Regions from separate parts of the Homo sapiens genome. Here region 2 is linked to region 1. The links are chromatin loops, found by intact Hi-C in ENCODE. Cell type or tissue: PC-3. All regions are shown on one strand. Each heading gives the region's core, and the rest is flanking DNA. Links, peaks and the distances in the headings are about the cores only. Region 1 has its middle 8.6 kb from the start of LINC01344. Region 2 overlaps LINC01344 (long intergenic non-protein coding RNA 1344).

Region 1 (16,608 bases), core at 5,223-13,222:
TCTGAGATCTTGGCCAGGCCCGCAACTAATTATGCATGTTGTTTTCTCTGGATCCTCAGTGACAATTTGAGCTATGAATAAGACTTAGAAAGAATAGGACATTGTATTTTCCAGAGCAGAAATATAAATACATGTTTTACAGCCTCAGAGTAATCCCCATAACTGAACTCACACTGTAGAACATAATTTGACACCTCCCTCAGTCATAGCCACTAAGAGTGACCGCCATTAGGAACCTAATGTTACTCAGAAAATAAGGACCATCAAATCCTAGGGTTGGGAGGATCTTGGAGGTCATCTTGTCCCTTTTATGCCTTCTAGCTCTTGAGCAATAAGGGAATCTGGAGCAGTGAGGGATGGGAGGGGCCAGGGGTGGGGAGCCTCTGCCTCTGACTTTGTCTTAAATATTCCAGAAATGAGGATGCATTCTTGGTCACCAAGATGCTATGTATCTATTCTAGCATTTAGTTTTAAGAAACCCCAGTGCATGGGTAAGAGTGATTAGTACTATCAAGAGCACATCATGTTGTGCCTGGCACCATGCCAAGCACTTACAACACATCTTACCTCATTTACTACAACAGCCCCATGAAGGTAGGCACTTTATTTATAAAGAGAGCAACACATAAAAAGGTTAGTAAGTTACTCTAGACTTAGCAAGTGGCAGAGCTGGGGTTCAAACTAAAGTTTGACTGGTTTCACACCTCAACCTTTTTTTTTTTTTTTGAGATGGGGGTCTGTCTCTATTGTCCTGGCTTGTCTTGAACTCCTGGGTTCAAGTGGTCCTCCTGCCTCAGCCTCCCCAGTAGCTGGAACTATAGGTGCACACCACCATTCCAAGCTCCTGTACCTCCAACTTTTCTGGTATTATTCTGCTCTGCCATTTGCAAGAAAGTCTTACTATTATAAAATGGTTCTTTTTATGTGCTGTATAATTCGTTTTGACTTACAAGCCAAAAGACATTTTCTTTGAAATTAACAAGAAGTTCATAATTAGGGTTGCCAGGCTTGGCAAATAAAAATACAGGGTACCCAGTACAGTCAAATTTCAGATAGACAACAAATAATTTTTTAGTTCGTGTGTCTCAAACATTTTTAGCATAACTATGTCCAAAATATTACATGGGACATACTTAAAACTAAAAAAAAAATTATTCTTTGTTTGATATTCAAATTTCCTGGTCATCCTATATCTTATCTGACATCTGTATTCACAATGAATGAGACCAAGTTGCTAAATTTAGTCCCTTTGTAGGCCACAGTGTTGCTCTGTTCCACGGCTGATGACTCTCTAGTGGGAACCTCTTCATCTAGGGCCTTCTGTAAACCCTTCAGTCCCATCCCTCAGTCCCATCCCTCAGTGTCTTTCTTTTTTTTTTTTTTTTTTTTTTTTTTTTTGTTCTGAGCCCTTTGTGTATTCCAGATTCTACTACTTCATTGGTTATGTGTGTGGCAAGTATCTTCTTCCAGTTTGTGTCTAGCCTTTTCATTTTCTTTTCTTTTTTTTTTTTTCTTTCTTTCAGCATCTGATATGGTTTGGCTGTGCCCTCACCCAGTTCTCATCTTGAATTCCCACGTGTTGTGGGAGGGACCTGGTGGGAGATAATTGAATCATGGGTGGGCGGGGGGGTCTTTCCCTTGCTGTTCTTGTGATAGTGAATAAATCTCACGAGATCTGATGGTTTTAAAAAGGGGAGTTTCTCTGCACAAGCTCTCTTCTCTTGTCCACCACCATGTGAGATATGCCTTCCACCTTCCACCATGATGGTGAGGCCTCCCCAGCCACGTGGAACTGTAAGTCCAATAAACCTCTTTCTTTTGTAAATTGCCCAGTCCCGGGTATGTCTTTATTAGCGGGGTAAAACGAACTAATAGAGCATCCAAAATGTTTTTAATAAGAGAGTAGGATCAGGGTTCGTTTTTATAGTGCGGCTGGCCCATGGGGCCCTGGCACAGTGAAAATTTCGGCCCTTGGAACCCACGTAGGGTTTGGTGTAGCTGTGTGGGGTTCCCGGGGTAAATGCCAGTGTCCCTATGGGCCCTTTCGAGGGCCAAAAAGCAAGATGGTGCCACAGCTCTTGCGGGAGTCCAGGGCCAGCTGCTCAAAGGTACGGATCTTGCCCCAGCCGTGGGGATGCGGCTGGGCCCTGGCCGCTCACACGCAGTGCGAGGCTTTACTCTGGGCACCTCCTGAACCCACACAGCCGCAGCTGTGGGCCTGAAACCACAGCCGTTTTGTTTTCCGGGCCTGGAAGCTTCATTTTCCGGTCAGGATCAGAGGTGGCTGGTTGGTGCGATTCACAAAAAGCCTCTTCAGTATAACCTGGCTGAAGGTGGACAGCTTGACCAACAGCCGTAGGTAGATGTCCAGCTCTTGGGCTCCCTGCACCCAACCTTTCTGTCCTTGCTGTGGTGGATGTTGACTCCCACGATGGCGCCTCCTGCTCCACCAGGTCGGGAAGGAGCCATTTCACTTTCTTTACGGGATCTTTTGATAAACACATATTCTTCAATTAAGGATAGTCAAATTAATCAGTATTTTCCTTTATTATCTATGTATTTATTTTGAGATGGGCTCTGGCTTTGTTGCCTAGCCTGGAATCCAGGGGCACGATATCACCTCACTCTAGCCTCCACCTCCCAGGTTCAAACAATCCTCCCACCTCAGCCTCCTGAGTAGCTGGGACCATAGGTGCGCATCACCATGCCCAGCTAATTTTTTGTGTTTTGTAGATACGGGGTCTTCCTACATTGCCCGGGCTGGTCTTGAACTCCTGGCCTCAAGCAAATGTTTTCCTTTATAGTTAGTACTTTTGTGTCTTGTTTAAGAAACTTGGCCGGGCATGGTGGCTCACACCCTGTAATTCCAGCACTTTGGGAGGCTGAGGTGGGCAGATCACTTGAGGCCAGGAGTTAAAGACCAGCCTGACCAACATAGTGAAACCCTGTCTCTACTAAAAACACAAAAAAATTAGCTGGGCGTGGTGGCGCACACCTGTAATCCCAGCTACTCAGGAGGCTGAGGCATGATAATCGATTGCATCTGGGAGGCAGAAGTGGTAGTGAGCCAAGATCATGCCACTGCACTCCAGCCTGGGTGACAGAATGAGACCCTACCTCAACAAAAATAAATTTTTTTTCCCTACTCTGTGAATATAGACGTGTTCTCTTATTTCATTATTATTTATTTTATTTTTTTACTTTTTATATTTAAGTCTTTTTTTTGTTTGTTTGTTTTTGAGACAGAGTCTTACTCTGTTGCCCAGGCTGGAGTGCAGTGGCATGATCTTGGCTCATTGCAACCTCTGCTTCCCAGGTTCAAGTGATTCTCCTGCCTCAACCTCCTGAGTAGCTGGGATTACAGGCACCTGCTACCACACCCAGCTAATTTTTTTGTATTTTTAGTAAAGGTGGGGTTTTACCATGTTGGCCAGGCTGGTTTCGAATTCCTGACCTCAGGTGATCCACCCGCTTCAGCCACCCAAAGTGCTGGAATTACAGGCGTGAGCCACTGAGCCTGGCCATATTTAAGTCTTTAATCTGCCTAGTATTTCTGCTTGTGTGCAATATGTTGGTGGGTCCTCCATTGTCCCAGCACTATTTATGAGTGATCCATCTTTCCTCGATGATCAACAATTTTTAAAAAAATCTTAAAAAAATATGGAATGTTGAGTTTACAATGAACTGTGATTGTGACACTGCACTCCAGTCTGAACAACAGCGCGAGACTGTCTCTTAAAAAAAAAAGAAAAAGAAACAAAGAACTCTTCACGAATTGGTGTGCCATCCTGGTGAAGGGGCCATGCTAATAGTCTCTGTATAGTTCCAATTTTAGTATATGTGCTGCTGAAGTGAGCACTAATCAAAAATTTTAATATTTCTTTCTGTGACTATTCCCACTGCTGGACTATGAGCTACTTTTATCTCTATATTACTAGAGTCTAGCATATAGGATTTGTCTCTGAGAGTGGGCTAAATAATTGTTGAACTGTGGTTTTTTTTGTTTTTGTTTTTTTTTTTTTTTGAGATGGAGTCTCGTTCTGTCGTCCAGGCTGGAGTGCAGTGGTGCAGTCTTGGCTCACTGAAACCTCTGCCTCCCAGGTTCAAGTGATTCTCATGCCTCAGCCTTCCGAGTAGCTAGGATTACAGGCATGCACCACCATGCCTGGCTAATTTTTGTATTTTTAGTAGAGATGGAGTTTCACCGTTTTGACAAGGCTGGTCTTGAACTCCTGACCTCAGGTGATCCGCCTGCCTCGGCCTGCCAAAGTGCTGGTATTACAGGTGTGAGCCACTGTACCTGGCCTGAACTACGTTCTTAATCCTGGGCACCATCTTGCAAAAATCTGGTAATATAAGTTAAGTAGTGGCTTAAGCAAAGGAAGATTTCTGCTCATGAAGAATTTTATCTAAAGTAGCTGTTGAATTTACTAAATGAGTTGCTGAGTCTTGTTATTGGAATAATAATTGTATTAGTTCTCGAATAGCTATAAAGAAATACTTGAGACTGGGCTGGACGCGGTGGCTCACACCTGTAATCCCAGTACTTTGGGAGGCTGAGGTGGGTGGATCCGCTGAGGTCAGGAGTTCGAGACCAGCCTGATGAACATGGCAAAACCCCATCTCTACTAAAAATACAAAAATTAGCCGGGCATGGTGGCAGGCGCCTGTAATCCCAACTACTCGGGAGGCTGAGGCAGGAGAATTGCTTGAACCTGGGAGGTGGAGGTTGCAGTGAGCCGAGATCATGCCATTGCACTCCAGCGTGGGTGACAGAGCAATACTCTGTCACAAACAAACAAACAAACAAACACCCGAGACTGGGTAATTTATAAAGAAAAGAGATTTAGTTGGCTTAGGGTTCTGCTGGCTGTACAGAAAATGTAGAGGCTGCTTCTGGGGAGGCCTCAGGGAACTTATAATCATGGCAGAAGGCAAAGGGAAAGCAGGCATGTCTTACATGGCTAGAGCAGGAGGAAGAGAGAGTGGGCCGGGGATGCCACACACCTCTAAACAAACAGATTTCAGGATACCTCACTCACTATCACCAGAACAGCTCCAAGGGGATGGTGCTACACCATTCATGAAAAACTGCCCCCATGTCCCAATCACCTCCCACCAGGCCCCATCTCCAACACTGGGGATTACAATTGAACATGAGATTTGGGTGGGAAATACAGATTCAAACCATATCAATAATAATATTTCAATAATAATTCAATAGATACCTTTCACTGAGATTTGACCAAGGCCAGGTGAGGCTTTACTCACATCCTCACTTTTCATCCTCACACGACACAGTCAGGAAGAAAATGTCAGCATCCCTATTCACAGAGGAAGAAGTTATGGCTCAGGGTCACCTGGTGTTCTGGAGGTCACACAGAGCAGGATGCAGGCTGGGACTATGCGCAGCTCTGTAATGACAGCTCAGAAAGCCTCTAACACAAACTTGACCTCATTCTGCCTCTTTAGCATCACCAGATGCCTAGAAATAGGGCACAGCTCTCCAGCTAGGACATTTCTATACAGGACCTGTAGTATCTATACAAAAGGGATCCTAGGTGAGAGTCTACATGTAAAGGTTAGTGGGGCTTACATTTTGGCCCAACTCCAGAAGAAACTTTCTAAACTAGAATTGTTTGAAGTGGAACCACTCCCAGCAGTGTTAGAAGCTTTGCACCATCCAGCTAGACTGTGCAACATCCACCAGGCATTGGAACAGGTCCTGACAGAGTAGTACCCACTCTCCACAGATCTCACTTCCAGGTCTCCATTCTCCCATTGTCCTGAGGTCCCCATTTCTCTCAGAGCTTCTGTATCTTGAGTATTCGATAAACATTGCTCGAACCCCTCTTAGTTGTCAGGTACTGTACCAGGTGCCAGGGGTGCAGACATGGATAAAAGAGAGTTATCCTCAGGATGGTCCACTGAGGCAGAGAGATTCATTAACATTATTTTATTATAATCTGGTAAATGTTAAGATGTGCACTGGCTCCTATAGGATCCCAGAGAAGGGCCCCGGTCCTAACAGGAGGATGTCTAGAAAAGATGCCTTTTGAGATGAATGCCTCTGGAAGGATGAGGAGATGTAAGTCAGGCAAAGAAAGGCCATAGTGATGGGGCTGGGGGTGATGGAGAACCCTTGCCACTCTAAGAACCAAAGAGTAGTGACTGGACGCAGCGGTTCATGCCTGTAATCCCAGCGCTTTGGGAGGCTGAGGTGGGCAGATCACCTGAGGTCAAGAGTTCGAGATCAGCCTGGCCAACACGATGAAACCCTGTCTCTACTAAAAATACAAAAATAAGCCGGGCGTGGTGGTGGGTGCCTGTAATTCCAGCTACTCGGGAGGCTGAGACAGGAGAATCACTTGAACCTCAGAGGCGGAGGTTGGAGTGAGCCAAGATCGTGCCACTGCACTCCAGCCTGGGCAACAAGAGTGAAACTCCATCTCAAAAAAAAAAAAAAAAAAAAAAGAACAAAAAAACAGAACCAATGAGCATCTTTGAATCCCAGCATAGACTGCTTCCCTATCCCTCAGCTTTTCCCCTTTCCCTTCTCCCTGGGACTTTTCCCAATCTTTTCCCGGGATAGAAAGCCTTGGAGTTCTCCCATTACCTGTAATTCTTACCTGTCTCCAGAAAGTCATTTATCTCTTGACCTCTGTTTTATTTTATTTATTATTAATTTCTTTTTTTGTTTTGTTTTGTTTTTTAAACTGAGTCTCGCATTGTTGCCCAGCTGGAAGTAGAGTGGCATGATCTTGGCTCACTGCAACCTCTACCTCCTGGGTTCAAGCGATCCTGCCTCAGCGTCCCTAGTAGCTGGGACTATAGGCGTGTGCCACCACGCCTGGCTAATTTTTGTATTTTTAGTAGAGATGGGGTTTTACTATGTTGGCCAGGCTGGTCTTGAACTCCTGACCTCAGGTGATCTGCCGGCCTTGGCCTCCCAAAGTGCTGGGATTACAGGCATGAGCCACCATGCCCCACCTTGACCTCTGTTTTAATTCTGATTATGTGCTGGAGTCTAAAAGTTCATTGTAAGGGAAACGCTCAGAGATAGTAACTCAGGAAAGGAGTGGAGAAGGCTCCAGACCCAGCATCTGCAGTGTACACTGGCCTGCGGGGAGAAGAGTGAGTGAACTGTGCATGGTGCACAGCACCACTTGAGGCCCAGAAACCCCTTGGCTGCCTAAACACCACTTAGCTCCTCCCTGGTGGCAACCAGGTGTGTGGAAAGAGCTTCCACTCCAGAAAGACCTGGAGTTAAATTCTGGCCCCATTTCCTAGCTTGTTCGCAGAAAGTGACTTGACTTGTCTGAGTCTCAGTTTCCTTATCTGTAAAATTGGTAGGAAATAAGTGCCCTTCAGGGTTGCTCTAGAATTAAACAAGATGGCCCATGGAAAGAACTGCCGGGGAGGTGCCCAATCAATGTCGCTTTCGTCTAGATTTCTTTGTGTGAAAGAACTGACTAGAAGAAAATACCCCACGGCAATCAATACTTTTTCCCAAAGCATTAGAATAAATGTAGAAATTTTTCACTTAAAGTCTTATTTGTGGTGGCCAGGCGCAATGGCTCACGCCTGTAATCCCAGCACTTTAGGAGGCTGATGCGGGCGGACCACTTGAGGTCAGGAGTTCGAGACCAGCCTGGCCAACATGGTGACACCCCATTTCTACGAAAAACACAAGAATTAGCCAGGCGTGGTGATGCACACCTGTAATCCCAGCTACTGAGGACGCTGAGGCAGGAGAATCACTTGAACCCGAGAGGCAGAGGTTGCAGTGAGCCAAGATTGCACCATTGCACTCCAGCCAGGGCAACAGAGTGAGACGCCGTCTCAAATAATAAAATAAAATCTTATTTGTGGAAAACGTAAGCCTAGGGATATTCCTAGGGTCAGAGAGTGGGCAGATTTAAAATTTTTTTAAAAAGCTGTAATATTTTCTACAGATGGGATCACACTATGTTGCCCAGGCTGGTCTTAAACTCCTGGCGTCAGGTGATCCTCCCACTTTGGCCTCCCAAAGTGCTGGGATTACAGGCGTGAGCCACCATGCCTGACCCAAAGAGTGGGTGGATTTTGGAGGCAACTGGACTTGAGGATCTTTTTCCAGCAAATACTAGAACAGATCATCTGAGAGATGAATGTTGGCCCTCATCCCACTACACCTTCTGAGGGATATTCTGCAAGCACCCACATGTCTGACTCTGTCTCACAGTCCTTATATTATTGAGAGTCCTTTCTGTTATCTTACTTAAAGTTTCTTGTGCTTCAGCATAAGTCATGCTCTCTTTTCATAGCAAGGGAGCACTGCTACAAAATGGACATTTTAACTACATAGTAACATCCTGTTTCATCTGAAGCTCTGTCGCTCCTTCATTTGCCTGGTTTAGAAGTTATGATACTGTAATGTGGAATGCTGGGCCTAGGCCAGACCTCTTCATTCACATGAGGAAACTGAGGCTCAGAGAAGTCCATTACCTAGCTATGATTCTACAGCCAGTATGGCACAAGAGCTGAGTTAGAACTCAAGTTTTCTGAGTCCAAATTTAGAGTTTTTTTTCTCTTCCCTTTCACCGAAGGGCTCCTTTTACTGGTCACATGTCTGGAATGACCCAGGACCTTTCATATGTCTCTAAGAGCCAATGTCAGATGTTTTATCCTGGGAGTCAGAAGACCCAAAAGTCCCAGTCTTAAGCCTCTTCAGAATTGCTCCTCTGGGCTGGGGCGTGGTGGCTCATGCCTGTAATCCTATTTTGGTAAGTCAAGGCTGGGGGATTGCTTGAAGCCAGGACTTTGAGACAAGCCTGGGCAACAGAGGGAAACCCAGTCTCTACCAAAAAAAAAAAAGGATTTTTTCCAAGGAGAATGACAGCAGAGCTTTTGTTTATGTGCTTTTTAGGGATAACAGATACCATTGGTGAAGCAGGAATGTCTTTTGCAAACTGGGACCTTTGCATGAGAAGATTCAATTAGAGATAGATAGATAGATAGATATAAAAATGTAATAATATGTATTGTAATTATATATGTATAAATTATGTAATATAATAACATATATTTTACATTTTTGAATATATGTATTTTGGGGATAAGGTAAGAATCATAACTTCCACCGATTTTTTTTTTTTTTGAGATGGAGTCTCCCTCTGTCGGCCAGGTTGGAGTACAGTGGCACAATCTCAGCTCACTGCAACCTCCACCTCCCGGGTTCAAGCGATTCTCCTGCCTCAGCCTCTTGAGTAGCTGGAATTACAGGCGCCCACCATCATGCCCAGCTAATTTTTGTATTTTTAATAGAGACAGTGTTTCACCACGTTGGTCAGGCTGGCCTTGAACTGCTGACCTCAGGTGATCCACCTGCCTTGGCCTCCCAAAGTGCTGGGATAACAGGCATGAGCCACCGTGCCCAGCCACTTCCACTGATTTTTTAAAAAGGGGTCTAGGACGTGAAAAAGTCTGAATCATTCATTCATTATTCATTCATTCAACAATTTTTTTTTGAATGCTTATTTTATGGAAGGCACTCTACTAGGGCCAGGTAATGTAATGGAAATATGGAAATAAAATACACATGTTCCTACCCTCATAGCACTTACATTCTAGTGAGAGAACTAAATGATAAACAATAAACAAATAACACACAAAATGTCACCTTAGGACAGACTGCAAAAAAAAAAAATAAGCTAAGAATTACTGATCTGACTATACTTTGTATTTCTCTCTGGATTTTATATTTTTCACTTTCCTTCTGAGAAAGTCAAATTTCTCTAAAAACATACCCAATTTAACTTCTCAGTTATAATTTAAAGGATAGTTAAGTCTCTAAGTCCTCCAAACCTCCACTTCAATGGTTTTTTTTGTTTGTTTGTTTGTTTGTTTTGAGACAGAGTCTCATTCTGTTGCCCAGGCTGGAGTGCAGTGGCATCATGTCGGCTCACTGCAACCTCCGTCTCCTGGGTTCAAGCAATTCTCCTGCCTCAGCCTCACAAGTAGCTGGGATTACAGGCACCCACCACGATGCCCAGCTAATTTTTGTATTTTTAGTAGAGATGGGGGTTTCACCATGTTGGCCAGGCTGGTCTTGAACTCCTGACCTCAGGTGATCTGCCCACCTCTGCCTCCCAAAGTGTTGGGATTACAGGCGTGAGCCGCCACACCTGGCAATGGGGTTGTTTTATCCACCAGGCTATTGAATAGATGAATGCTGCTTTCCTCCCTGCCTTGCAGCCAGGCAGGCAGGATCATTCCAGGTCTCTAGAAATGACAGGTCTGTTTGCCCAGCATGAGCAATGTGGTTTCCCATTGCAGAATCTCCCTCCCGGTAGATTGCAGCTGCTGCTTGTGCAAGACTGAATGATCTGAAAGACTCAGAAAAACAGACCACCAAGATGTACCAGTGAATTTTTAAGATTTGTGGGCCGGGCGCGGTGGCTCACGCCTGTAATCCCAGCACTTTGGGAGGCCGAGGCGGGCGAATCACGAGGTCAGGAGATCGAGACCATCCCGGCTAAAACGGTGAAACCCCGTCTCTACTAAAAATACAAAAAATTAGCCGGGCGTAGTGGCGGGCGCCTGTAGTCCCAGCTACCTGGGAGGCTGAGGCAGGAGAATGGCATGAACCCGGGAGGCGGAGCTTGCAGTGAGCCGAGATCCCGCCACTGCACTCCAGCCTGGGCGACAGAGCGAGACTCCGCCTCAAAAAAAAAAAAAAAAAAAAAAAGATTTGTGAACTGTCAGGATATTGTTCAAAATTGTATCAGAGATTAAATCTTTGCTTATTGCTAAGTGAATTTTTCATATGTGCATATCTGTTTTATTCAAATGCAAGTGATTTACACAAACCCCCATCTGCAATCCTTAAGACACTCACAGAATGATGCAGTGTTAGGTAACTAGAATTGTGTCTATTTTTTTGTTGTTGTTGCCTCCCCTGCCATACCTTTTTTTTGAGACGGAGTCTGTCTGTCACCAGGTTGGAGTGCAGTGGTGCAATCTCGGCTCACTGCAGCCCCTGCCATCCAGGTTCTACAGGTTCTCGTGCCTCAGCCTCCCGAGTAGCTGGGACTATAGGCGCACACCACCATGCCTGGCTAATTTTTGTATTTTTAGTAGAGATGGTGTTTCACCATGTTGGCAGGCTGTTCTCGAACTCGTGACCTCAAGTGATCCATTCGCCTCAGCCTCCCAAAGTGCTGGGATTACAGGTGTGAGCCACTGCACCTGGCCATCGTACCTGTTTTCGAACTGGTTGTTCTAAATTCATCTATGTGAGTGGGCAGTAAAAAGAAGGGGTGACCTGTCAAAAGTCTTACAACTCAAAGAAAACAAAAAATAAATAAAACAAAGAAAATAAAGTCCTACAACTCAATGGCAAAGGTGAAATTCAAATCTAAGACATGATTTCTAGATCTCTGCTCTCCAGGCACGAGATTAGATCCGACAGCCTGACTCAGATTACACCTGTTATGTGCATACGATATTATCAGAATGCTGTGGGGCTCCAGCCTATTAGAATTTTCTGTTTTAGCTGGGAGTGGAGACTCACGCCCCTCAGCATTTTCGAGGCTGAGGTGGGAGGATCTCTTGAGCCTAGGTAGTCTAGGGTGCAGTGAACTATATGACAGTGCCACTATACTCCAGCTTGGGTGACAGAATGGGACCCAGTCTCTAAAAAAAAAAAATTAAATTTAAAATCAAATTTTCTGTCCGGTGCTGTGGCTGCTCACGCCTGTAATCCCAGCACTTTGGGAGGCCACAGTGACAGGATCGCTTGAGCCCAGGAGTACAAGACCAGCCTGGGCAGCCTAGTGAGACCCCATCTCTCCCCGCCAAAAATAAAATATTTGCTGGGCATGGGAATGTGTACCTGTAGTCCTAGCTACTTAAGAGGCTGAGGAGGGAGGATCGCTTGAGTCTGGGAGTTCGAGGCTACAGTGAGTTGTGATCACACCACTGCACTCTAGCCTGGGCGACAGAGTGAGATCCTGTCTCTTTGGTTTGTTGTTATTGTTGTTGTTTTCTTTTGAGACAGAGTCTCTTTGTCAACACTGTCTCTTAAAAAAAATTTTTTTTCTTGTCCTTACTAGTTTTAGGGAAGTTGTCACGCCATTGACTGAAAGGCCAGTTCTGATTTAGAAAAAAATAAACCTTTTCAATTAAATATGAAGATGTAGTTGTAACACTTTGGTCCCAAAACACAAGTAAATGACACTTAAAAGATGTTGGTGAAGGGCATGGACATCACTTGGAAAGTGAGTCATGTAAGGTTAGCAATGAGATACCATCAGGTTCCCAGGTGAGTGTCTGAAGTCCCACTGGTTGTCCAAAGAGGGTCTGAATTGGTTTGAACTCAGCTGTTGACTTCTCTTTTTCATAACCTTTCTCCCTACATCCATCTTCACTGAGATTCTCCCTGCCATTTCTTAATATATTGGATTTGATGAGGAGATGACATTCCCTTCCTCTGAGAGTCTCTTTGGAGACAGGCTTCAGGTCATGGTATTCCAGCATTTAGGCTACATGGCAGCCCTCCAGTGAAGGCATTGGAAAGTGTCAGAAAAGGAAATGGGCCTGAACTGGAGAGACAGTCCAGCTTCCTTCCCAAGGAGCCATCGGATATTTATAGAGAGCCAGGCCTAGGATGTATGCCCATTGCTGAGAAGGTTTTGTGGCCCGATCTGGTATACATTAGAGGCTCTATCTTTCCATCTCCTCAGTTCATGAAGCGTTGATTCCTGGCCTAGGAGAGACTGAAAGCCAAACCAAACAGGGGATTTTTCTTCCTTCATAGTTATTGTGAGCCAGCCAATTCCAGGATTTAAGCTCAGGCTTGTTAGGCTTTAGTCCTTCTGGGAAATGCCATCTGTTCAGAGAATGGCTTTCTGGGCAGCACAAGTGCTATTAATTCTATTCTAGTGTAGTTGCTGAATGGCAAGGCTCATATTATCCTTCACCCTGGGGGCAGGGAGAAAGGGTTAGGATCAGGCATTTGCCACCATTAAATCCACCCTCTTTTTTGTACGGTCTGCCTGTTGCCCCAGTTCACTGCCACACCCTCACCCCACACATACACAACAGACCTCTCCTTTAGTTTTCAAGCCACTAGGCAATTGAAATGTTTGTGTGAATTTTCACATAAAGTCTAGTCTTTGTGTCAAATGTGCAATAAGCCTCAACATTTGCATAGAGCAAACAAGGAAGTCTTGTTAGGAAATTTGTTCCTTAGGAGCTTATGTCTTAAATTGGACTGGTGCCTTTTGTTGTCACAGTTGTTTTTATAATGACATGCACATAGGTTTGCCTTTCTGAATTCTTATGTTGAATCTACTGTTGGTTGGCACCTGCCACTAGCATAAATTTCTACTCTTTCAATCAGTGGGACAAATTCACATGCCAGTCGAGGCTGATTCACCTGTTTAGGGCTGTGAGTGATTTGAAGAGGACTACCTTCTCAGCACTTCTTTGGCCCAGAGTCACAGGAACCCTCTTCTCAAGAATGTGGTCCTGGTAAGAGAACTTGCAAAATACTTACAGATTTCAGGAGTCCACAGTCCCAGGCAGAAGGAGAAGAGATATATCTGCTGGTTTGAAATCCTGGAGACAAATTTTTGTCCAATGCCCAGGAAAATTGGTTTTCTGACCAAAGACTCAGGGAGACTGGAAACTCTTGGGATGTGGATGACAGAGGAAGGGGTTAGGGATGGAGAAGGGAGTAGAGATGCATGTGTTCGGGACAGAATCAAAGACAGCATTCTTGATTTCTCTCTCCTTCTTACTCTTCATAATCTATTAGCAGGCCCTGTCAGTCCCACTTTCAGATCATGTCCTTGATGTCATTCACATCTCCCTACCTTCACTATCATCACCCTAGCCAAGCCTCTGCCATCTCTCACCTGGTCAACCCCAATACCTCCTCTGACTAGTTTCTGTGTATCTTCTCTTGCTGCATTCTAATTCATTCTCCATGTAGAAGACAGGGAAATCTTTTGCAATTGCAAATTAGATCACAAGGCTTTCCTGCTGGCATCCCTTGGGCCACTCTCCTTTGTTCCTGGAATTCCATCAAGCCACCTACCATGGCCTACAGAGTCCCCGGTGTTCTGGCTCCTGCTCACCTCTTTTAAGTCTTCTCATTCCTCTCTCCCACAGCCACACTGCTCCAGTCACATGGCCTCCACTCTATTTCTGGCCAAGCATTTCGGTTTTTTGTTTGTCGTCTTCTTTTTCTTCTTCTCCTTCTCCTTCTTCTCCTTCTCCTTCTCCTTTCTTTTCCTCTTCTTCTTCTTCCTCTTCTTCTTCTTCTTCTTCTTCTTCTTCTTCTTCTTCTTCTTCTTCTTCTTCTTCTTCTTCTTCTTCTTCTTTTCTTCTTCTTTTCTTCTTCTTTTCTTCTTCTTTTCTTCTTCTTCTTCTTTTCTTCTTCTTCTTTCTTCTTCTTTTCTTCTTCCTCTTCCTCTTCTTCTTCCTCTTCTTCCTCCTCTTCCTCTACCTCTTCTTCTTCTCTTCTTCTGCTTCTGCTTCTTTCTTTCTTTTTTTAATAGGGAGTCACTCTGTTGCCTAGGCTGGAGTGCAGTGCAGTGTCCCAATCACAGCTTACAGCAGCCTCAACCTCCCAGGCTCAAGAGATCCTGCCACCTCAGCCTCCTGAGTAGCTGGGACCACAGGTGTGTACCATCACACCCGGCTAATTTTAAAATTTTTTCTAGAGACAGGGTTTCACCATGTTACCCAGGCTGGTCTTGAACTCCTGACTTCAAGCAATCCACCTGCCTGGGCCTCCCAAAGTTCTGGGATTATAGGCATGAGCTACTATGCCCAGCCTAATATGGATCATTTTAAGCCCTCCTTAATGTGCATTAAATACTGTACTTGTGTTCGGGCATGGTGGTTCATACCTGTAATCCCAGCACTTTGGGAGGCTGAGGCAGGAGGATTGCTTGAGCCCAGGAGTTCGAGACCAGCCTAGGCAACATGGGGAAACCCTGTCTCTGCCAAAAATACAAAAAAAAAAAAAAATTAGCCAGGCATGGTGGCATGCGCCTGTAGTCCCACCTACTTGGGAGGATGGTTTGAACCTGGGAGGTGGAGGTTGTGGTCAACCGAGATGGCACCACTGCACTCCAGTCTGGGTGACAGAGCCAAACTCTGTCTCAAAAAAAAAAAAAAAACAACTATACTTGTTTACTGAATGATTGTTTATTTGCCTCCACTTACCCTTTGAAATTTACCAAAGATAAGTGACTAGGATTATCAACCATTCTTTATTTCCCTGTTCCATCTGTTTTGAGTTAGGAGAAAGACAAAGCAAAATGCAATCTCACCAACAGCAATATCAACAAAAGAAATCCCTTGAGCCATCTAGCCCCTAGCAGCTAGACAAGGAAGGCAAATTGGGATTAGGAAGAAGTGGGTAACCCGGAACGGCCACAGTAGGGATAAGCAGCTTCAGCAGCCAGAGATTTTCCCTTACTCTTAGGAGGTGACATAAGCAACTTTCCCAGAACCGTCTTGACACAAGCAGTAAATTAAGTAAACAAGGCAGAAGGTCGCCAGAACCTGGTCTCACCCAGTCCTGCTGCGACTCTCTGGCATCATGTGGACTAGGAAGCTGGAGGGGAAGTCTTCTCATCCACCAGTCCACCTAAAAACAAACCTAAAAACCTTTCTGCTTGTGTGGAGGAGCAATTGCAGAACTTGTAGTCAAAGCATGGTGTTGTAAGGGAAATCACTGTGGGGACTTGAAACACCCTAATGATTTTTTTCCTAGCTCTCCTTTTAAGGGCTTCTGGAGACAGAAGGGGATTAAAACTTCAAATGAGGGAAAAGTAAAAACTCAGTTAACTCATTAGCTGGGCTCACCTAATTAATCTTGGTAGCCTGGGGCACAATTCAACCCAACAGAATTTACTTATCTATGGAGACTTTAATAAGCTCTGAAGCCAGAGGCCCTGCCCCCATTGCTGTGGGATGGGAGAGTGGGTGAGGGGAGAAGGAGATAAGGCTTGGAGGTGACTAGTTCTGGGGACAAAAGAGCCCTAGGCAGGAGGACCTGGCCCATGGCTTTGCTCCCTTCACTGGATCTGAGTCTTCCATTCTAACCTACTTTCAGCTCCACTTACTCATTCAGCCATTCATTCATTCCACAAATGTTAAGTTCCTGCTATGCCCCAGGCTTGCTAGGGCTGTAAATTGACTACAGTGTTAAACAAGATATGCAAGATCCCCAACTTCTGGAAATTTACATTCTAGTAGAAGGGCAGACAATTGAAAAATAAACAAGAGCCAGACATGGTGGTTGGTGCCTGTAGTCACAGCTACTTGGGAGGCTGAGGTGGGAGGATCACTTGAGCCCAGGAGTTCAAGACCAGCTTGGGCAACACAGCAAGACCCAGTCTCTACAAAAAATAAATAAATAAATAATACAAAACAAACGAAGCACAGGTAAGCTGAGAAGTTCTGTGGAACAATTAAAGTGCGTACCCACTCAGTAAAGACCTCTTTCAGGAAGTGACATTAAATCCAGTATCTGGAAGGAAGGCTTCCTCATTGCTTCATTTCATGCTTTGGAGATTTTATGAGTGCATTTCTCCATTCATCAAACAT
Region 2 (16,608 bases), core at 5,341-13,340, 100 kb after region 1:
GGCATGGCTCTGTCTTTGGGGGTCTTTCACCAGATATGCGCCAGTATCCCCAAGACCTCATCTACATGTCCATATCCTATGTTTCAATAAGGTCTGCCCTGACCACCCTAGTTACAATTATAAGCTGCAGTGCTCTGATCCCCCTATATCACATTCTCTTTCTTCTTTACCCAGCTCAGTTTTTTTTTCCCATAGCAAATATCACCCTCTAATATATTAAATCATTAACTTATTTATTACAGTTATTAGTTATTGTCTAATACTCCCACACACAAATTGGAATGTAAAATCAATGAGGCAGAGACCTATGTATCCTGGGCACTTAGAACAGTTCCTAATACTTATAGATGTTCAGTAATTGTTTGTCTAATGATAGATTACAATAGGACCCACAACCTACCTTTTTTATTTCCTTTATTCCTTTATTAAGTAAAGTTAGACTTTTCTAAGTATAAAATAAAATTGCTTGAAGTAAAAATTTGAAAAAAAATCATAGATAGTAAAAATAAAATTAAACAGAATCCTACCACCCAGAAGTAAATACTGATAGCCATTTAAGTACTCTTGAGCAAAAAGAACAAAGCTGGAGGCATCACATTACCTGATTTCAAATTATAGTACAAAGCAAGAATAACCAAAACCGCACAGTACTGGCATAAAATGAGACAGACGAACAGAATAGGGAATCCGGAAATAAATCATGCATTTACGGTCAACTCATTTTTGACAAAGGTGTCAAGGACCTACACTGGGGAAGGGACAGACTCTTCAGTAAGAGGTGCTAACAGAACTGGATATCCACATACAGAAGAATGAAACTAGACTCCTATCTCTTGCCATATACAAAAATCAACTCCAAATGGATTAAAGACTTAACCTTAAAACCTGAGACTATGAAACTACTAGAAGAAAACATTGGGAAACACTCCAGGGCATTAGTCTGGCAAAGATTTTGAGTAAGACCTAAAAAGCAGAGGAAACCAAAACAAAAATGGACAAATGGGATTGCATCAAGCTAAAATGGTTCTTCGTATCAAAGGAAACAACGATTTGCAAACTACCCATCTGATGAGAGATTAATAACTAGAATGTTAGGAGGTCAAATAATAGCAAACAAACAATCCTATTAAAAATGGGCAAAACAGCTGAATAGACATTTCTGAAAAGAAGACATACAAATGGCTAACAGGTATATGAAAAAATTCTCCACTAGTCATCAAAATAATGCAAATTAAAACTACAATGGGATATCATCTTACTCCAGTTTAAAGGGCTTTCCTCCAAAAAAACAGGCAATAACAAATGCTGGAGAGGTTGTGGGGAAAGGGGAACCCTCATACACTGTTAGTGAGAATGTAAAGTAGTACAGCTACTATAGAACACAGTATGACGGGCCTGGCACAGTGGATGACGCCTGTAATCTCAGCACTTTGGGAGGCCAAGTGCTCAGGCAGATCACCAGAGGTCAGGAGTTTGAGACCAGTCTGTCCAACATGGTGAAACCCCGTCTCTACTAAAAATACAAAAAAATTAGCCGGGTGTGGTGGCAGGCACCTGTAATTCCAGCTACTTGGGAGGCAAAGGCAGGAGAATCACTTGAACCTGGGAGGTGGAGGTTGCAGTAAGCCAAGATCACACCATTGCACTCCAGCCTGGGTGACAGCATGAGACTGTCTCAAAAATAGTATGATATGATGATTCCTCAAAAAACTAAAAATAGAACTACCACATGATCCATCAATCCCAGCGTTGGATGTATATCCGAAATAAAGGAAATCAGTATATCAAACAGAAGATATCTGTACTCCCATGTTTATTGCAGCACTATTCTTAATAGCCAAGATATGGAATCAACCTGAGTGTCCATCAATGGATGAATGGATAAAGAAAATGTGATACATATACACAATGGAATATTATTCAGCCATAAAAGGAATGAAGTCCTGTCATTTGTAACAACATGGGTGGAACTGTAGGACATGACGTTAAGTGAAATGAGCCAGACACAGAAAGCTAAAAATAAACTCATAGAGATAGGGAGTAGAGGCCAGGCACGGTGGTGCACGCTTATAATCCCAGCACTTTGGGAGGCCAAGGCAGGCAGATTGCTTGAGCCCAGGAGTTTAAGACCAGCCTGGGTAACATGGTGAAACCCCATCTCTACAAAAAATATAAAAAAATTAGCCAGTGAGGTGGTGTGTGCCTGTAGTCCCAGCTACTCAGGAGGGTGAGGTGGGAGGATCACTGGAGCCCGAGAGGTTGAGACTACAGTGAGCCAAGATCATGCCACTGTACTCCAACTTAGGCAACAGAGTGAGACCCTGTATTAAAAAAAAAAAAAAAAAGAAAAGAAAGAGTAGAATGATGGTTACCAGAGTCTGGAAAGTGTGGTGGGGAGGAGGGATAAAGAGGGATTGGCTAATGGGTACAAATATACAGCTAGAAGGAATAATATCTAGTGTTCATAGCATAATAGTGACTATAGTTAACAATCATTTATTACATATTTCAGAGTAACTAAAAGAGTGAAATTGGAATGTTTCTAACACAAAGCTGGGACTACAGGCACGTGCCACCACGCCCGGCTAATTTTTATACTTTTAAAAATATTTATTTATTTTTATTATACTTTAAGTTCTGGGATACATGTGCAGAACGTGCAGGTTGGTTACATAGGTATACACGTGCTATGGTGGTTTGCTACACCCATCAACACATCATCTACATTAGGTATTTTTCCTAATGCTATCCCTCCCCTATCCCCCTAACCCCCAACAGGCTCCCAGTGTGTGTTCCCCTCCTTGTGTCTGTGTGTTCTCATTGTTCAACTCCCACCTATGAGTGAGAACATGTGGTGTTTGGTTTTCTGTTCTTGTGTTAGTTTGCTGAGAATGATGGTTTCCAGCTTCATCCATGTCCCTGCAAAGGACATGAACTCATTCATTTTTATGGCTGCATAGTATTCCATGGTGTATATGTGCCACATTTTCTTTATCCAGTCTGTCACTGATGGGCATTTGGGTTGGTTCCAAGTCTTTGCTATTGTGAACAGTGCTGCAATAATCATATGTGTGCATGTGTCTTTATAGTAGAATGATTTATAATCCTTTGGGTATAAACCCAGTAATAGGATTGCTAGGTCAAATGGTATTTCTAGTTCTAGATCCTTGAGGAATCACCACACTGTCTTCGACAGCGGTTGAACTAGTTTACACTCCCACCAACAGTGTAAAAGTGTTTTTATTTCTCCACATCCTCTCCAGCATCGTTGTTTCCTGACTTTTTAATGATCACCATTCTAACTGGCATTGGAGGTATCTCATTGTGGTTTTGATTTTCATTTCTCTAATGACCAGTGATGATGAGCTTTTTTTATATGTTTGTTGGCTGCATAAATGTCTTTTGAGAAATGTCTGTTCATATCGTTTGCCCACTTTTTAATGGGGTTGTTTTTTTCTTGTAAGATTGTTTCAGTTCTTTGTAGATTCTGGATATTAGCCCTTTGTCAGATGGATAGATTTCAGAGTTTCTCTCTCATTCTGTAGGTCGCCTGTTCGCTCTGATGATAGTTTCTTTTGCTGTGCAGAAGCTCTTTAGTTTAATTAGATTCCGTTTGTCAATTTTGGCTTTTGTTGCCATTGCTTTTGGTGTTTTAGTCATGAAGTCTTTGGCCATGCCTATGTCCTGAATGGTATTGCCTAGGTTTTCTTCTAGGGTTTTTATGGTTTAAATCTTATGTTTAAGTCTTTAATCCATCTTGTGTTAATTTTTGTATAAGCTGTAAGAAAAGGGGTCCAGTTTCAGTTTTCTGCATATAGCTAGCCACTTTTCCCAACATCATTTATTAAATAGGAAATCCTTTCCCCATGGCTTGTTTTTGTTAGGTTTGTCAAAGATCAGATGGTTGTAGATGTGTGGTGTTACTTCTGATGTCTCTGTTCTGTTCCATTGGTGTATATATCTGCTGTGGTACCAGTACCAGTACCATGCTGTTTTGGTTGCTGTAGCCTTGTAGTATAGTTTGAAGTCAGGTAGCGTGATGCCTCCAGTTTTGTTCTTTTGGCTTAGGATTGTCTTAGCTATACAGGCTCTTTTTTTGGTTCCATATGAAATTTAAAGTAGTTTTTTCTAATTCTGTGAAGAAAGTCAATGTTAGCTTGATGGGGATAGCATTGAATCTGTAAATCACTTTGGGCAGTATGGCCATTTTCATGATATTGATTCTTCCTATCCATGAGCATGGAATGTTTTTCCATTTGTTTGTGTCCTCTCTTATTTCCTTGAGCAGTGGTTTGCAGTTCTTCTTGAAGAGGTCCTTCATATCCCTTGTAAGTTGTATTCCTAGGTGTTTTATTCTTTTTGTAGCAATTGTGAATGGGAGTTCGCTCATGATTTGGTTCTTTGTCTACTATTGGTGTATAGGAATGCTTGTGATTTTGGCACATTGATTTTTGTATCCTGAGACTTTGCTGAAGTTGCTTATCAGCTTAAGGAGGTTTTGAGCTGAGACAGTGGGGTTTTCTAAATATACAATCATGTCATCTGCAAACAGAGGCAATCTGACTTTCTCTCTTCCTATGTGAATACCATTTATTTCTTTCTCTTGCCTGATTGCCGTGGACAGAACTTCCAATACTATGTTGAATAGGAGTGGTGAGAGAGGGCATCCTTGTCTTGTGCCAGTTTTCAAAGGGAATGCTTCCAGCTTTTTGCCATTCAGTATGGTATTGGCTGTGGGTTTGTCATAAATAGTTCACATTATTTTGAGATACGTTCCCTCAATACCTAGTTTATTGAGAGTTTTTAGCATGAAGGAGTGTTGAATTTTATCAAAGGCCTTTTCTGCATCTATTGAGATAATCATGTGGTTTTTGTCATTGGTTCTGTTTATGTGATGGATTATGTTTATTGATTTGCGTATGTTGAACCAGCCTTGCATCCCAGAGATGAAGCCAACTTGATGGTGGTTGGATAAGCTTTTTGATGTGCTGCTGGATTCAGTTTGCCAGTATTTTATTGAGGATTTTCACATCAATGTTCATCAGGGGTAGTGGCCTGAAATTTTCTTTCTTTGTTGTGTCTCTGCCAGGTTTTGGTATTAGGATGATGCTGGCCTCATAAAACGAGTTAGAGAGGATTCCCTCTTTTTCTATTGTTTGGATTAGTTTCAGAAGGAATGGTACCAGCTCCTTTTTGTACCTCTGGTAGAATTAGGCTGTGAATCCGTTTGGTCCTGGACTTTTTTGGTTGGTAGGCTATTAATTACTGCCTCAATTTCAGAACTTGCTATTGGTCTATTCAGGGATTCAACTTCTTCCTGGTTTAGACTTGGGAGGGTGTATGTGTCCAGGAATTTATCCATTTCTTCTAGATTTTCTGGTTTATTTGCATAGAGGTGTTTATAGTATTCTCTGATGGTAGTTTGTATTTCTGTGGGATCAGTGGTGATCTCCCCTTTATCATTTTTTATTGTGTCTACTTGATTCTTCTCTCTTTTCTTCTTTATTAGTCTGGCTAGTGGTCTATCTATTTGGTTGATCTTTTCAAAAAACAAACCCCTGGATTCATTGATTTTTTGAAGGGTTTTTCATGTCTGTATCTCCTTCAGTTCTGCTCTGATCTTAGTTATTTCTTGTCTTCTGCTAGCTTTTGAATTTGTTTGCTCTTGCTTCTCTAGTTCTTTTAATTGTGATGTTAGGATGTGGATTTTTGATCTTTCTTGCTTTCTCTTGTGGGCATTTAGTGCTATAAATTTCCCTCTAAACACTGCTTTGGCTGTATCCCAGAGATTCTGGTACGTTGTGTCTTTGTTCTCATTGGTTTCAAAGAACTTATTTCTGCCTTCATTTCGTTATTTACCCAGTAGTCATTCAGGAGCAGGTTGTTCAGTTTCCATGTAGCTGTGCATTTTTGAGTGAGTTTCTTAATCCTGACTTCTAATTTGATTGCACTGTGGTCTGAGAGACTCTTATGATTTCTGTTCTTTTGCATTTGGTGAGGAGTGTTTTACTTCCAGTTATGTGGTCAATTTTAGAATCAGTGCAATGTGGTGCTGAGAAGAATGTATATTCTGTTGATTTGGGGTGGAGAGTTCTGTAGATGTCTATCAGGTCTGTTGGTCCAGGGCTGAGTTCAAGTCCTTAATATCCTTGTTAATTTTCTGTCTTGTTGATCTGTCTAATATTGACAGTGGGGTGTTAAAGTCTCCCACTAGTATTGTGTGGGAGTCTAAGTCTCTTTTTAGGTCTCTAAGAACTCGCTTTATGAATCTGGGTGTTCCTGTATTGGGTGCATATATATTTAGGATAGTTAGTTCTTCTTGTTGCATTGATCCCTTTACCATTATGTAATGCCCTTCTTTGTCTCTTTTGATCTTTGTTGGTTTAAAGTCTGTTTTATCAGAGACTAGGATTGCAACCCCTGCTTTTTTATGTTTGTCATTTGCTTGGTAAATATTCCTCCATCCCTTTATTTTGAGCCTACATGTGTCTTTGCCTGTGAGATGGGGTTCCTGAATACAGCACACTGATGGGCCTTGACTCTTTATCCAATTTGCCAGTCTGTGTCTTTTAATTGGTGCATTTAGCCCATTTACATTTAAGGTTAATATTGTCATGTGTGAATTTGATCCCATCATTATGATGCTAGCTGGTTATTTTGCCTGTTAGTTGATGCAGTTTCTTCATAGTGCCGATGGTCTTTACAATTTGGCATGTTTTTACAGTGGCTGGTACCAGTTTTTCCTTTCCATGTTTAGTGCTTCCTTCAGGAGCTCTTATAAGGCAGGCCTGGTGGTGACAAAATCTCTCAGCATTGCTTGTCTGTAAAGGATTTTATTTCTCCTTCACTTGTGAAGCTTAGTTTGGCTCCATATGAAATTCTAGGTTGAAAATTCTTTTCTTTTTTTTTATTATTATACTTTAAGTTTTAGGGTACATGTGCACAATGTGCAGGTTAGTTACATATATATACATGTGCCATGCTGGTGTGCTGCACCCATTAACTCGTCATTTAGCATTAGGTATATCTCCTAATGCTATCCCTCCCCCCTTCCCCACCCCACAATAGTCCCCAGAGTGTGATGTTCCCCTTGCTGTGTCCATGTGTTCTCATTGTTCAATTCCCATCTATGAGTGAGAACATGTGGTGTTTGGTTTTTTGTCCTTGCGATAGTTTACTGAGAATAATGATTTCCAATTTCATCCATGTCCCTACAAAGGACATGAACTCATCATTTTTTATGGCTGCATAGTATTCCATGGTGTATATGTGCCACATTTTCTTAATCCAGTCTATCATTGTTGGACATTTGGGTTGGTTCCAAGTCTTTGCTATTGTGAATAGTGCCGCAAAAGAATGTTGAATATTGTCCCCCACTCTCTTCTGGCTTCTGGGATTTCTGTAGAGAGATCTGCTGTTAGTCTGATGGGCTTCCCTTTGTGGGTAACCCGACCTTTCTCTCTGGCTGCACTTAGCATTTTTCCCTCATTTCAATCTTGGTGAATCTGACAATCACGTGTCTTGGGGTTGCTCTTCTTGAAGAGTATCTTTGTGGTGTTCTCTGTATTTCCTGAATTTGAATGTTGGCCTGTCTTTCTAGGTTGGGAAAGTTCTCCTGGATACTATCCTGAAGAGCATTTTCCAACTTGGTTCCGTTCTCCCCGTCACTTTCAGGTACACCAATCAAACATAGGTTTGGTCTTTTCACATAGTCCCATATTTCTTAGAGGTTTTGTTTGTTCCTTTTCATTCTTTTTTCTCTCATCTTGTCTTCATACTTTATTTCATTAAGTTGATCTTCAATCTCTGATATCCTTTCTTCTGCTTGATCGATTTGGCTATTGATACTTGTGTATGCTTCATGAAGTTCTCGTGCTCTGTTTTCAGCTCCATCAGGTTATTTATGTTCTTCACTAAACTGGTTATTCCAGTTAGCAATTCCTCTAACCTTTTTTCAAGGTTCTTAGCTTCCTTGCATTGGGTTAGAACATGCTCCTTTAGCTCAGAGGAGTTTGTTATTACCCACCTTCTGAAGCCTCTTTCTGTCTATTTGTCAAACTCATTCTCCGTCCAGTTTTGCTCCCTTGCTGGCAGGGAGTTGTGATCCTTTGAAGGAGAAGAGGCGTTCTGGTTTTTGGAATTTTCAGCCTTTTTGTGCTGGTTTTTCCCCTTCTTCTTGGGGAAAAACCTTTTGTCTTTGATGTTGGTAACTTTGAATGGGGTTTCTGAGTGGACATCCTTTTTTTTGATGTTGATGCTATTCCTTTCTGTTTGTTAGTTTTCCTTCAAATAGTTGGACCCCTCTGCTACAGGTCCACTGGAGTTTGCTGGAGATCCACTCCAGATCCTGTTTGCCTGGGTATCACCAGCGGAGGCTGCAGAACAGCAAAGATTGCTGCCTGTTCCTTCCTCTAGAAGCTTCATCCCAGAGGGGTACCCCCCAAACGCCAGCCAGAGCTCTCCTGTATGAGGTGTCTGTTGACCCCTGCTGGGATGTGTCCCAGTCAGGAGGCACGGGGGTCCAGGTCCCACTTGAGGTGGCAGTCTGTCCCTTAATAGAGCTCGAATGCTGTGCTGGGAGATCCGCTGCTGTCTTCAGAGCCAGCAGGCAGGGACAGTTAAGCCTGCTGAAGCTGCTCCCACAGTTACCCCTTCCCCAAGGTGCTCTGTCCCAGGGAGATGGGGGTTTTATCTATAAGCCCCTGACTGGGGCTGCTGCCTTTTTTTTCAAGATGCCCTGTCCAGAAAGGAGGAATCTAGAGGCAGTCTGGCTACAGTGACTTTGCTGAGCTGCAGTGGGGTCCACCCAGCTCAAACTTCCCAGCATCTTTGTTTAAACCGTGAGGGGAAAACCGCCTATTCAAGCCTCAGTAATGGTGGACGCCCCTTCCTCCAGCAAACTGGAGCATCCCAGGTCGACTTTAGACTGCTGTGCTGGCAGTGAGAATTTCAAGTCAGTGGATCTTAGCTTGCTGGGCTCCATGGGAGTGGGATCCGCTGAGCTAGACCACTTGGCTTCCTGGCTTCAGACCCCTTTCCAGGGGAGTGAACAGTGCTCACTGGCATTCCAGGTGCCACTGGAGTGTGAAAAACAAAAACAAAAACAAAAAAACAACTCCTGCAGCTAGCTTGGTGTCTGCCCAAACAGCTGCCCAGTTTTGTGCTTGAAACCCAGGGCCCTGATGGCGTAGGCACCCAAGGGAATCTCCTGGTCTGCGGATTGCAAAGACCATAGGAGAAGCATAGTATCTGGGCTGGAATGTACCATTCCTCAGGGCACAGTCCCTCATGGCTTCCCTTGGCTAGGGGAGAGAGTTCCCCAAACCCTTGCACTTCCCAGGTGAGGTGATGCCCCACCTTGCTTCTTTTTGCCTTCCGTGGGCTGCACCCACTGCCTAACCAGTCCGAATGAGATGAGCCAGGTACCTCAGTTGGAAATGCAGAAATCACCCGCCTTCTGCATTGATCTCACTGGGAGCTGCATACCAGAGCTGTTCGTATTCTTCCATCTTGCCAGCCCAGTCCTAATTTTTGTATTTTTAGTAGAGACGGGGTTTCACCATGTTGACCAGGCTGGTCTTGAACTCCTGACGTAAGGTGATCCGCCCACCTCGGCCTCCCAAAGTGCTGGGGTTACAGGCATGAGCCACCGCGCCTGGCCCATAACACACATTTTTAAGGTTTTTGCTGTTTACTGCTCTCCTTCCTTTCATAAGTTTATATGGAGTTAAAATTCTATGATCAGTGTATGAGTGTGTTCCCCTTACACTTTTCAAACTACATATTTCCATTCTGAGTAATCCTTTTTACAGCTCATCTCAACTAGCACTCAGATCAATATTTGTCCAGTCCTGCCCTTCCTTGTCCTATGTGTACAGGACACAATGCTCCTAGCAAGAAAGTTCACACCCAGTAGGAGGAATAACAGAAGTTTTTTTGTTTGTTTGAATCTAAAAATGCTGAGGGTGATTAATTCATGAAATCTTATTTTTTTTCAAATTATATTAGACTATCCTAAAGAAAAAAAGAACAAAGGCAAAATATTTTTACCTCAACCCATTGTCATATTGATAATCTTCAACTTTCTTTCTTTTTTTTTTTTTTTTTTTTTTTTTTTTGTATTTTTAGTAGAGTTGGGGTTTCACTGTGTTTGCCAGGCTGGTCTCAAACTCATGACCTCAAATGATCCACCCACCTTGGCCTCCCAAAGTGCTGGGATTACAGGTGTGAGCCACCATCCCTGACTGATAAACTTCAACTTTCAATATGCAGATCTACTTGTACATTTGTGATTCTTCAGAAATGGGACATGGCTGCTATTTTACCTCCTTTGAAGAAATCTAAACTTCTTGAGATCAGGAACCATTCTTCTATACCTTTTATAGAATAAGTTAGAGAACCATAAGATGGTAGACCTGGAAGCAGCCTCGTATTTCTCTAGTCTGAGTTTTTCTACAGATGAGGAAAATGAGTCCCAGAAAGGTGGAAGAACTTACCCATGATCAATAGCTATTTAGAGGCCAGCTATTAGAACCTGTGTAACCTGACTCCTCTTTCAATGCTCTTACCAGTGCCTGTCCTCAAAGGTAAATCTATGAAGAAGAGAGAACACTGCCTGTCTTAAGTAGGTTAATAAAAAGCGCTTCTCCGAATCATTCTGAATTCCGTTAGCTGGACTCATACAATGTTTGTAAGACTTGAATGGAATGTCTGCTTCCAAATAGTATGGCTTTCTCATGGGTCACTGGAAGGAATTAGTCATAAATGAACTCTCAGGAAAAGGTAGGATTCATCCACCATAAGGAGTTACTGAATATCAACCAATTAAATTTTGGAGTCTATTCCATCCAAGGACAATCATTTTTGTTTTGTTGTGTTAGTGTTGTAGATCAAATCTTTTATCCTAACCTTCTGTTGGCTGGTATGTGCTCACAACTCACCATCCATCCAAAGCAGATAAATACTTCAGAACATAAGAAAAACATATTTAGTTTAATTTGTTTGCATCCTGTTTTTAAATGACTTTTTTCATGAACTGGAAACATTCAGATTAATGAAATAAAGATTTTAAATGGGGATGTACAATTAAGAAAGAGAAAACTAATTTCCAGCCACCATAAGAGGCAAAGCAGTAGCTGGGATTAAATATAAAACTTGACCAAGACTATGGTTGTCATAGAAAAAGATTAAGAAAGGGAAAAGAAACAAAAAGGAAGAAAGAAAAAGAGACAGAAGGATTGATATAGAATAATTCTCATTATCTAAGAGGAGGAGGTATTAAGTGATATAAGGTTCTCTATATCAATCTCAGAGTGGACAAAAAAGTTGAATTCTCATGACAATTTTTGATAAAAGCCAACCCCCTCCACAAAAACATAAATATAGTAAAGGCATTTATTTGAGATGGTAAGGTGATGAGGTTCAAGTTTACAGGTATTTGGTATTCCAGGCTAATCTGACAATAAAAATTAAAATATTTAGAGGTATAGATAGATATCATGTTTCTCAGACTCTTAACTAAATGCTTAATAAATATAATAAGTTCAGCTAGATTTTTGGTATGACTTGAGAGTTGAAGTTAGACTTCCAGGAAGCTGTTCTATTTTGCTAATTAAAGACAAATGCATATGCTTGGGAAACTAGATAAGTGGGTGGAAGGACATGTGTTATAGCAATAAAGGAGCCTACCAATAATCTGATGAGGAAGGAAGTCATGCTTCTTCTAAATACAGGTGACCCGCTAGGATCTATGCTTAATGAAAACTCCAAAATTTGCTGGGCTAGAATGGCATGAATATTTCAAGTTGAGCCATCACAGCTTGGGAAAAACATTTGTAAGACTTGTGTGGAATGTCTACTTCCAAGTAGCATGGCTTCCTCATGGGCCACTATAATGAATTAGACTTAAATGAACTCTCAGGAAATTGTATGATTCATCTACCATAAAGAGTTATTGGATATCAACCAATTAAATCTTGGAGGCTGTCCCATGCAAGGACAATAATTTTTGTTTTGTTGTAGTTAGTGTTTAGCTCTTTTTCCTGGTTAGTGTAATAAAACCATGCTGTCTGCATATGCACTTGGGCTGTCCACTTACAATTGGGACCTGATACTTCTAAAAGACTGTTCCTGCCTTGCTGATTTTGGCAGTGGAGTTAGAATGCAAATTTTGCAGCTCTCTCTGGGAACCTACATTGAATTATTTTACAGCTTAATTCATGACCAGTGAATGGGAGGGATGCATTCTTCCTATTAGCTAGACTTGTGAAATATTTTTAAAGGATGTTTTGATTGATTGGTTGCCTCATTGTGTTAACTGGGGGGCACCTCTCCAGAAACACTTGGTTCTGAGGCATCTTTTACAATATAAATCACAACGGGTCACTCTGTAGTCAAAAATCTTTCATGCCAGACGTGGTGGCTCATGCCTATAATCCCAGCACTTGGGGAAGTGGAGGTGAGTGGATCACTTGAGTCCAGGAGTTCGAGACCAGCCTGGCAAACATGATAAAGCCCCATCTCTGTTAAAAATACAAAAATTAGCCAGGTATGATGGCGCATGCCTGTAATACAAGCTGCTTGGGAGGCTGAGGCACAATAATCGCTTGAACCCGGGAAGCAGAGGTTGCAGTGAGCCAATATCATACCATTGTACCACACCTGGGCACAGATTGAGACTCTGTCTCAAAAAGAAATATGTGTGTGTGTGTGTGTGTGTGTGAGTGTGTGTGTGTGTATATATATATAGATAGATATATATTTCATATCCTTACCTCACTCTTAAGTGAAATCTAAAGTCTTCAACATGATCCGTTAGGCCTATGTGGTCTGGCTCTGCCTCAGTCTCCAGCCACCCGCCTTTGCTAGATAGGTCGAGGATCCTTAACCTTAAAATCCAAAATCCAAAATTCTTCAAAATTCAAAACATTTTGAATGCTGACATGACATCATAAATAGAAAATTCCACACTTGACCTTATATGATGGGTTGCAGTCAAAACAGTCAAAAGTTTGTTTCATGCACAAAACCATTAAAAATATTGTATAAAATTACCTTCAGTCTATGTGTATAAGGTGTACTTGGAACATAAATGAATTTTGTGTTTAGACTTACTATGGATATGCAGATATTCCAAAATTCAAAAAAAAACCCTAAATTTGAAACACTTCTGGTCCCAAATATTTTGGACAAGGGATAATCAGCCTGTACTAGACTTTCTTATCTGCTTTTCCACCATGAGGCTTTTACCTCAGCTGTTCCTGCTGTCTGAAATGTTCAACATCTGGATAGTTCTTTCTTGTCTTCTATGTCTCAAGTTAAATGTTCCTTCCTAACTTGCTCCAATCCCAAGTTAGTTTCTCTAATTATGCTCTGTTACTGTGCCCTGCACTTTTTCTTTGCAGTGTCTACCTCTGTTTTCAATTATGGCATTTATTTGAGTAATTATAGCTTACCAGTGAAAGACAAGTTCCAGGATTTCAGAAACCTGTTTTTTCTGCTTGATGCCGAATGCTCAGGTGACAGGAATTTAGCATTTCCTGAATGAATAGAGGTTTATAGTGTCAGGGCATTGGCTCCCTTGATTTTGGTCGGACCAGTAGGCATTGTGCTTAAAATATTGTTCTGTTTTGTTTTATGGGGTAGGTTCTTTTTTTTTTTTGTCCTGAGATGGTGTCTCGCTCTGTTGCCCAGGCTGATGTGCAGTGGCACAATCTTGGCTCACTGCAACCTCCGCCTCCTGGTTTCAAGCGATTCTCCTACCTCAGCATCCCGAGTAGCTGGGACTACAGGCACATGCCACCAAGCCCGGCTAATTTTTTGTATTTTTAGTAGAGACAGGGTTTCACCATGTTAGCCAGGATAGTCTTGATCTCCTGACCTCGTGATCCGCCCACCTCAGCCTCCCAAAGTGCTAAGATTACAGGTATGAGCCACTGCGCCTGGCATTAGTTTAAGACAAACTGTATAGCAGACATTCTTTCCTTTCCGGCACTCCCTCTACCATGCCGTCACGAAGAAACATCTTCTTCCATGGACAGTGGGAAGGGGTGCTCACTCTCTGCAGAGAGGACATATGGGAACCCAGGTGCATGATCCAGGGCAGCATCTTCTTAGCTCAGAGGAGGGGTTGAGCTGTCTTGGAGGGCTGGGTAGAGTCAGGACCCAGTCAGCAAAAACCTGCATCATCTGGGTGCCACCCATGCCAGGAACAGTTAGCAGTAGCCACCTGCCCTTTCTCCCTTAGGGCAGCTATGGGCTGACACCTGAATGCTCCCTAGAGCCTCTAGACCTGAGGCCACCCTCAAGAGCAGTGTCTTCTGAGGGGAATAAGTGACCAAAAGGGATAGAAGCCTGGTAATGGCCTGTAATCAGTTTTTACACTAAAGGGAAAAAGTAGTTTAACCTAAGGTCTTCCTACTTCTTCATCCACCAAGGCTGAAAAAGTAAATATTATTTCATTAGGGTTTTAAGTTGACCTGAAGAAAGGAGGACCAAAAATGCTGTATCCTTGTGGGAGATGTTGTGTGCCAAGAAGAGCCAGGGCAGGTGGCGTAGTAAAAGCACAGGGCCAGAGAGTCAGGAGGTCTGGGTTTGAGTCTTTGGTTCAGGCCTCATCACCTTAGTCACTTCCCCTCTCTGGCATCCTCAATTTCCTCATTTTGAAGTGAGGGGCCTGAGTGAGATAACAACTAAGATCCCTGCTGAGTTAATGCAATATTACTTTAAAAAAGAAGAGAGAAAGAAGGGATGGAAGGAGAAAAAAATGGGAGGGAAGAAGGAAGGAAGGTGGGATCAGCAAGTAGAGTAGTAGAATAGAATTAATTTAACTATAAGTGACAGGAAACTCTAAATAACAGGGACAAGCAAGTTTGAGGCTTATTTTTCTTTCACATGAAAGTCTAGAGATTGGCTAAAAGGGAGGGTCAGGGACCCAAGTTTCTTCTATCTTGTTACTCTGTCCAGCATGGCTTCCATTGCCAAGTTTGTATCATGATCCAAGATGGTGGCCAGCCATCTACTTACACTCCATTGATGAGAACTTAGTCTTATGGCCACACCTGTCTGCAAGGGGATCTATCATATGTAGTTTTTGTTCTAATTAGCCATGGGGCTCCTACTGCTGAGGAGTAGGAGGAAGACAGATATTAGGGGATGTGTAACAGGCCCTGCTAGAATGGGCTTCCCAAGAAGCGTCAATTAGGGAGATGTCCAAAAATTTAGAGCAGAATATCAGTACTGTAAATGGAATCAAGATCATTTAGAATCTGCCTGTTTAATAGTTTGGGCAAAATATAGGGCAAATGGAGCAATTAGCTTACTCCACATCTCAGGGAAAGGAAGAGCCTTGGTTTTGTACGGAAGGGAAGTCATGGTCAACAAAGGAAGAGAAAACAGACTCTTAGGGTCTTCTGTAGACTTAGGAGGCAGGACAACATAAAAGATTATGCAAGGAAGGAAAAAAATTAAATAAAAATAAAATGAATGGATAAACAAGATTCCCACTGTCCCTACCTACTATCCAGTTAAATTTTTTTTTAATTAAGAAAAAAGAAGACTATGCAAGGAAACAATGAACTTTGGCCCCTTAACAGAAAGAATCCAGAATCAAAAAACTTTAAACAAGACTGAGGGAAAATTAAAGTAGCCAAAGCAATACTCCAACTAAGCCAGATGCCTAGAATTTTCTTTCTTATTGTAGCCTATACCTGAGATTCCTTGTGTTATCATTTCTGTGTCTGAGGTTGCTGGAGAATCACAAAAGAGGAGAAGGATAAAAGAGGTTAGAAAAACCAAGGCCTTTAGTCTCATGGTTGTAGCCCAAAGAGGGCATCCCTGCCTTCCTTCCCCACCTTCCACAAGCTGTGAAAAAGAGTGGAGGAGCTGGTGCCCAGAAAGCTAGGAGATGACAAGTGAAACTTGCAGCAGGGAAGAGAGGGCCTGACACCTCCACAGGTGCTCATCTGTTACGAAGCTTCGGCTCCCTTACATATACTTCTGCATTAGGAGGGAGACACCCAAACCAACATCCCAGGCAGAGGAAAGAGAGTAAAGCCACTTGAGAGAGGCCCATCTTCACCATTCAACAATCGCTTCTGACCATGGTCGCATCCTCACCCACCTCTCAGTTCTTTATAACTTCAGAGAGGAAATCACAAAGAAAAAAAAAGAAGACAAAGACAGGTAATATGTTAGTTAAGGTATGTGAGCTGCTGTAACAGCATAACACAATAAAAGTTTGTTTCTGTCTCACCCACCAGTCTAATGCATGGGAAGGATGGGGGAATTCAGGGAGCCATAGCTCTGCCATCTTCAACACATGGCTGCCAGCATTGTCATCCCACAAGCAGATGGGGAAAGAGCATGTGAGATTGCAAGTGGGAGGCTTTTATCAGAAGCCTGGAAGTGGCACACATCACTTCTGCTCAGATTCCACTGGTCAGAACTCAGACTCAGGCATGTGACCACATTTAACTCAAGGAAGACTAGAAGATGTCAAATATGTGTTTGCCCAGGAAGAAGAGGGAATGAGTTTGTGATCAGTCAGCAGCCTTAGCCTTAGTGGACATGAGAGGGCAGACAGAAAATTCAGAAATGATCTGTACCTAT

Evidence for each region. A loop is a pair of places that touch in the nucleus more often than their neighbours do. Peaks named below come from ENCODE experiments on the same cell type or tissue, not always from the same donor. Only the 100,000 strongest peaks of a DNase experiment are listed, where the experiment ranks them.
Region 2: it touches region 1 in a loop (7-fold over the local background); 1 of 110 quality-filtered maps calls a loop at or near these places.

The regions. Positions count from the first base shown.
Region 1 is chr1:182,314,319-182,330,926 of GRCh38, reverse strand. It overlaps the pseudogene RNU6-152P and the pseudogene RPL18P2. Among named protein-coding and RNA genes, the nearest start is that of LINC01344, 8.6 kb to the right of the region's middle. In PC-3, for the core only: no CTCF peak of the experiment used is centred there; no DNase peak of the experiment used is centred there.
Region 2 is chr1:182,211,374-182,227,981 of GRCh38, reverse strand. All of the region lies in intron 2 of LINC01344 (long intergenic non-protein coding RNA 1344), which reads left to right. Among named protein-coding and RNA genes, the nearest start is that of LINC01344, 94 kb to the left of the region's middle. In PC-3, for the core only: no CTCF peak of the experiment used is centred there; DNase peaks (open chromatin) are centred at 9,801 and 10,701; H3K27ac peaks cover 3,520 bases.